Regions from separate parts of the Homo sapiens genome. Here region 2 is linked to region 1. Evidence: chromatin loops called from intact Hi-C (ENCODE). Cell type or tissue: CD4-positive, alpha-beta T cell. All regions are shown on one strand. Each heading gives the region's core, and the rest is flanking DNA. Links, peaks and the distances in the headings are about the cores only.

Region 1 (2,909 bases), core at 300-2,799:
TATTTTAAAATGTGTTTTATTTTTTACATGGATTAGGGGAAAGTGGAGAAGATATGGCTTTCTTACATAAGCCCACTAACTGAGATCAGCGATTTCTAGAAAAAGAGACAGCGAATTGTTTTGAATGACGAAGTGCGTGCCCCTGAGGGAGCTTTAAAGGAGATGAAGCTGCCAGGCTCTACCCAAGTGCCCCCGTGCTTATCACTTCTGGGTGCAAAGGCCCCACTTGCACCAGCTGTAACCACCTGGGACTTTCTGCCTGAAGGTGTTCTCTGTTTTATATGAGTGGCCCTAGGAGCAGCTCTCAGCCCATAACTGGTGGAGTTGCAGGATAAATAACCCAGTTATCTCAACTCTCTGGTAGGGTAACTCCAAGGTATGTTCTGTCCTGTCTCCTGGAGGCTCCTAGCAGGACTGCATTCCAGTTGCCTATCATGGGGACTGGATCCAGGATGAACATGTTATCTGTTGCAGGCAAAGGGAAGAGGTCTGAGAGAGGATCTCTTGGGAATCCCAGGAGGCAGGGACACCTTTTTTTTTTTTTTAAGAATTTTTTTTTTCAGAGATGAGGTCTTGGTATTTTGTCCAGGCTGGTCTCAAACTCCTGGACTCAAGCACTCCTCCAGTCTCAGCCTCTCCAGTAGCTAGGACTATAGGCTCACACCACCATGCCTGACTAATTTTACTTAATGTTATTTTATTTTTTGTAGAGATGGGGGTCTCACTATGTTGCCCAGGCTGGTCTCAAACTCCTGGGCTCAAGCAATCCTCCTGCCTCAGCCTCCCAGAACGCTAGGATTACAGGCATGAGCCACTGCACTTGGCCTTCAGCTCGGTTTTTTAAAGGTCCTTGCAATTCTTAACATGGGACAACATGCCAAAAATAGTTACAATGCTGCATATATTTAAAGTATTTTCCTGAAATAATTTACTCTTTTAACACACAATGCAATATAATTGTGCTTTTCACAAGTTGATTAGAGGATATATTTTTTAAATCCTTTGATTCATTTTGCAGGATGGGTGGCATGGGCCGATATGGAGGCATCACCTATAGTTGCATGAAGAAAGTTGTCTCCTTTTAAAATTGTCAGAGTAGCTCTGTGACCATGTGTATGACCTCATTTGGAGATAATGTCATAAAGCCATGCGGGAAACCCTTTGGGAATGTAGGGTCTGGGTCAAATGGCCTTGCATTGAGAAACCAGGAAATTCACTTTTCAGCTCTTTTCCATATCTGTAAAGTGGGAATTACAGTCCCTATCTCACTGGTTTGCTGTGAGAAGTCAATGAAACAATATTGGTAAAATGCTTAACTCAGAACCTGGCAATGGGGGTGGTGTGTGTGTGTGTGTGTGTGTGTGTGTGTGTGTGTGTGTGTGTGCCCTGTTTCCTCCCCGCCCCGACACTTGCCTTTGAGATTAGAGGAGCTTGTTGTGTGGCTTCTGTAAAGTTCCCAGACTCTGGTGAGTGTCACATCAGTGTCTGATGAAAGGCAGCTTGTAAATATAAAATGCTGCTTTGATTGCAATAAAGGTTCATGCACAAAGTAAGAGAAATAACAGGAACAAAAATAAAGAAAAGAAAAAAGTTCAGGCTAGGTCAACAAGTCCACGTTTCCTACCTGAACTGTGGGCTCTGGGATGGGTTGTTGGGGACAGACCTTGAAGCAGAGAGGACCACAGAGCCAGGACCAGGGCCACAGGGCTTGAGGAATTGTCTATTCCTGCTGAGGGTGGGGAGTTCAGGAGAGCAACGATTTCTGTTCCTTGTTGATGACCTTGGCCAACTCTTCGACTCCTCAGGCTGCTCTTTTTCCCGCCCCCAGGTGGCGCTCTTTCCTCCTTCCTTCCCACCCCTCCATTGGTGACTTCATCCACCATCGTGGTGCAGCCCTAGCTTCTATCTGGACAACGCCCACCTTTCCCTCCCATACCGATCTCAGTGACGTCTCCATGAAGCCCTTCTAAGTTTCACCCATGCAGAGGTGGAAATACATGATTGCACTTGTTATTTAAGGAGGTTTCCTGTGTGCCCCCGCTGTGCTGAGGCCTCGATATAGAATCTCAGTTATTCCTCAGGAAATCTTCGCATGCAAGTGGTTTATTTGGGAAAGGATCCCAGGAAACACTGGCAGGAGAGATGGGAAGTGAGACGGGAAGGGAAGGCGGCCAGCAAAGGGGGCATGGATGGATGAGCTGGTCATAGAATGTTTGAAGAGACATGGCTTAGGAAGGAAATTCATTTGAATTTTTTTAACTTTGGACCTGTGCTTTCAAATGTCTTCTCCCTTGCCTGGCACAGTGGCTCATGCCTGTAACCCAGCATTTTGGAAGGCCGTGCAGGAGGATTAATTAAGGCCAGGAGTTTGAGACTAGCCTGGGCAACATAGTGAGACCTCGTCTCTATAAAAAAATCAAAAATATTAGTGGGGCATGATGGTGTAGACCTGTAGTCCCAGCTAGTTGGGAGGCTGAGGAGGGAGAATTGCTTGAGCACAGGAGTTTGAGGCTGCAGTGAGCTATGATTGTGCCACTGTACTGCAGCCTGGGTGACAGCGCAAGACCCTTTCTAAAAAAAGAAAGAGAGAGAGAGAAGGGAGAGAGAAAAGAAGGAAGAAAGGAAGGAAGGAAGGAGAAGAAAGAAGAAAGAAAAAAAGAAAGAAGAAAGAAAAAGAAAGAAAGATGGATGAAAGAAAGAAAAAGAAAGAAAGAAAGAGAAAAAAGCTCACTGTTAGAAAAAGAAGATTGACAAGGATGAAATAATGATAAATCCCAGGGGGATGAGCCTCCCAGCTCAGTCTCTGCTGGAAAAAAGTATTGAAAAGCACAGGTCCACCATGAAAAGAAATTAAAATGAATTTCATTCTTAAGCCAAACATATTCCAGAGAATCCATTTTAAGCCCTCC
Region 2 (2,909 bases), core at 147-2,646, 180 kb before region 1:
TGCCTTCTAGCCCTATCTGGTCCCAATATGCAGGTATTTTCTTGGTATCTTGTGAAGAAACAGACCATGATAGATGTTACTGAAGCCCCACTCCCAACTTGCTCCAACCCAGCCCTCTCCCCTTCTCTGTCTCCTGAAGAAGAGCCACCTTCTCAGTTGATTATCCATTTTTCCATTGCAGGAATTTATACTGTTATTGCATATGTACATAACCATAAATAATATATGCAGTATTGTTTTTCAATTTCATAGATCTGTGCCCATTTTATAGTTGGAAACCCTGCGGCCCAGGGGACTGAGCCACTTGCTCACGTGCACATGGTTGTGAGTGGTGGAGCTGGGCTCAGACCCTGGGATCCTCCCTCCGGAGTCCCTCTCACGGGGGAATTCAGTGACCGTGGGTGGGGGTGCCCTGGAGATACATTTCTTCTCCACAAAGGCTGCCCTGGCTCAGGGATAAAGACACGTGGATTTATTGGAATGGCTTTTAGGGCCTGGGGACCTGCTGGGTGGTGCCAGGTCTCAGGGGCTCCGGGTCACATGGGGCGGGAGGGAAGAATGTGCAAGGGGCCTGCCCCTTGACTCCATGTTCTTTTGCAGAAAGGAAATCAATACCTTCCTGCTCCAGCAGGCTGGGGCACGAAGCTGTGGCCTGTGAGGTGACTGGAGCTGGGAGGCACCTTCTCTGCAGAGCAGGGAAAGGCTTAATCCTGGGAGACTTATGTCACCAAGGATGGCAGAACTCTGGGTGAGGGGAAGGGGGTCCTGGTCACCCCTCCTTGTTGCGCTGGCTGAAAAGTGGGGTAGTGGGCCTGAGAGGGAGGGTCTGCCAGGGGCCTGGGTTTGCCCATCTGGCTTTGGGCCTGTCTGGGGGGATGTGAAGAGGGTGGGGTGCAGCTGGGGGACATCTGGCAGTCATAGCCTGCAGGGAACAAGGCCACCAGGGGGGCCAGGGTGGAGAGGACAGTCGGGGTGGGGTCTCTGTGCATGTGCGTGGGACCACAGTGAGGGTCCGGTACCCACGTGTGCCCCACCATGGACCTGACACCCCCCCACCCCACCGTGCACAGACATGTGTGTGCACACATGTGTGTACACCTCTCCACATACACACACACACACACACACACACACACACACGGAGCCAAACACACACGTGCACACACAGAGCGCAGTGGAGTCCTTCCCACAGCTAGGGGGTGCTAGAAGTCTTCCCAGCAGAAATTCATTGGCTGAAACCGACGGACACACACTCACACAGAGGAAAAAAAAGGAAGAAGGAAAAAGAAAAGAAAATCCCTCGAAAAATATAGCCGTTGATGGTAATTCAAGTCGACAACACCCGTAAATCCTGGAGGCTGATAACAACAATAGAATATGAACGGAGCGGTGCCAGATTAACCGAGATATTTGATGCTTTGCCACCCAGATCAATAAGCCGCACTGAGATTTTTCCCGACATTCGGACCCCGAGCTGGTCCCTGCTGTAGGTTTGTGGGTGTCGTGTTCACCTCCGTCCCAACTCATTCTTCTTTTTTTTTTTTTTTTGAGACAGAGTCTCACTCTGTCACCCAGGCTGGAGTGCAGTGGCACCATCTTGGCTCACTGCAACCTCCATCTCCTGGGTTCAAGTGATTCTCGTGTCTCAGCCTCCCGAGTAGCTGGGACTGCACGCACGCACCACCACGCCCAGATAATTATAGGCACACGCCCTGGGCCCAGCTGATCTTTGTATTTTTAGTAGAGACAGGGTTTCACCATGTTGGCTAGGCTGGTCTCAAACTCCTGACCGCAAGTGATTTGCCCACCTCAGCCTCCCAAGGCCGAGGGATTACAGGTGTGAGCCACTGCGCCCGGCCTCCAACCCCCTCTTCCAACTTCTCTGTGCAGCATTAGGAGCTGCCTAGGGGTGGGGGGTGAGAAATCACATTTCTGACGGCGATGCCCCTGGGTCTTAGCTGGCTGTTCTGTTCTTCAACGGTGACCCAAATTGCAGCAGGGAATTGGGCCTGCCAAGGTCTCTTTCTGCTGGGCCAGGAGCCCCACTGGGATCCCAGCCATGGCTGGGCTGCTGCCACCTCCCCTGCTTGGGTTCTGCTGCTCAGCCCCAGGAGGGACAACTGCAGCAAAGGGACCCCACCCTGTACCCCCAACCCTTGTGCATGGGGAGCCCGGACCAGCAGCAGCTGCCTTCAGATGGCTCCTGTTTGCAGTGTAGCTTCCCTCATTCTCATTCACCGCCAATGGCAAATGTGCGTGTCTGTGTAGTTGGTAATTTTATGCTGTCGGGGTCTCCAAGGACAGGGAAAGATGGGCTTTTTAATTTTAACTTTTAACAATTATTTTAGGCCAGGTGCAGTGGCTCATGCCTGTAATCATTGCACTTTGGGAGGCTGAGGCAGGTGGATCACCTGGGGTCAGGAGTTCCAGACCAGCCTGGCCTAAATAGAGAAACCCCGTCTCGACTAAAAATCAAAAAATTAGCTGGGCGTGATGATGCACACCTATAATCCCAGCTACTTGGGAGGCTGAGACAGAAGAATCGCTTAAACCTGCAAGGTGGAGGCTGCAGTGAGCCGAGATTGCACCATTGCACTCCAGCCTGGGCGACAGAAAGACTCGTCTGAAAAAAAAATTTTAGGTTCAGGGCACACACGTCCAGGTTTGTGACTTGGGTATATTGTGTAATGCTGAGGTTTGGGCTCCTACTGAACCCATCACCCAAATAGTGAACCCAATTGTAGGTAGTTTTTCAACCCTTCCCCCACTCGCTTCCTCCCACCTTTGGAATCACAGTGTCTATTGTTTCCATCTTTTTTTTTTTTTTTATTTTTTTTGAGATGGAGTCTCGCTCTGTCGTCCAGGCTGGAGTGCAGTGGCGCCATCTCGGCTCACTGCAACCTCCGCCT

What was found. A loop is a pair of places that touch in the nucleus more often than their neighbours do. Peaks named below come from ENCODE experiments on the same cell type or tissue, not always from the same donor. Only the 100,000 strongest peaks of a DNase experiment are listed, where the experiment ranks them.
Region 2: a loop joins it to region 1, with 2.4 times the contacts of the local background. A loop is called at or near these places in 3 of 110 quality-filtered maps.

What each region holds. Positions count from the first base shown.
Region 1 is chr7:3,064,041-3,066,949 of GRCh38, forward strand. No RefSeq gene overlaps it. Among named protein-coding and RNA genes, the nearest start is that of CARD11, 22 kb to the left of the region's middle. RefSeq lists enhancers at 1,767-1,846, 1,887-1,936. In CD4-positive, alpha-beta T cell, for the core only: CTCF peaks have their summits at 1,817 and 2,025; DNase peaks (open chromatin) are centred at 1,411 and 1,841; H3K27ac peaks cover 695 bases.
Region 2 is chr7:2,885,975-2,888,883 of GRCh38, forward strand. No RefSeq gene overlaps it. Among named protein-coding and RNA genes, the nearest start is that of GNA12, 43 kb to the left of the region's middle. RefSeq lists a silencer at 1,238-1,297. In CD4-positive, alpha-beta T cell, for the core only: a CTCF peak has its summit at 1,244; a DNase peak (open chromatin) is centred at 1,177.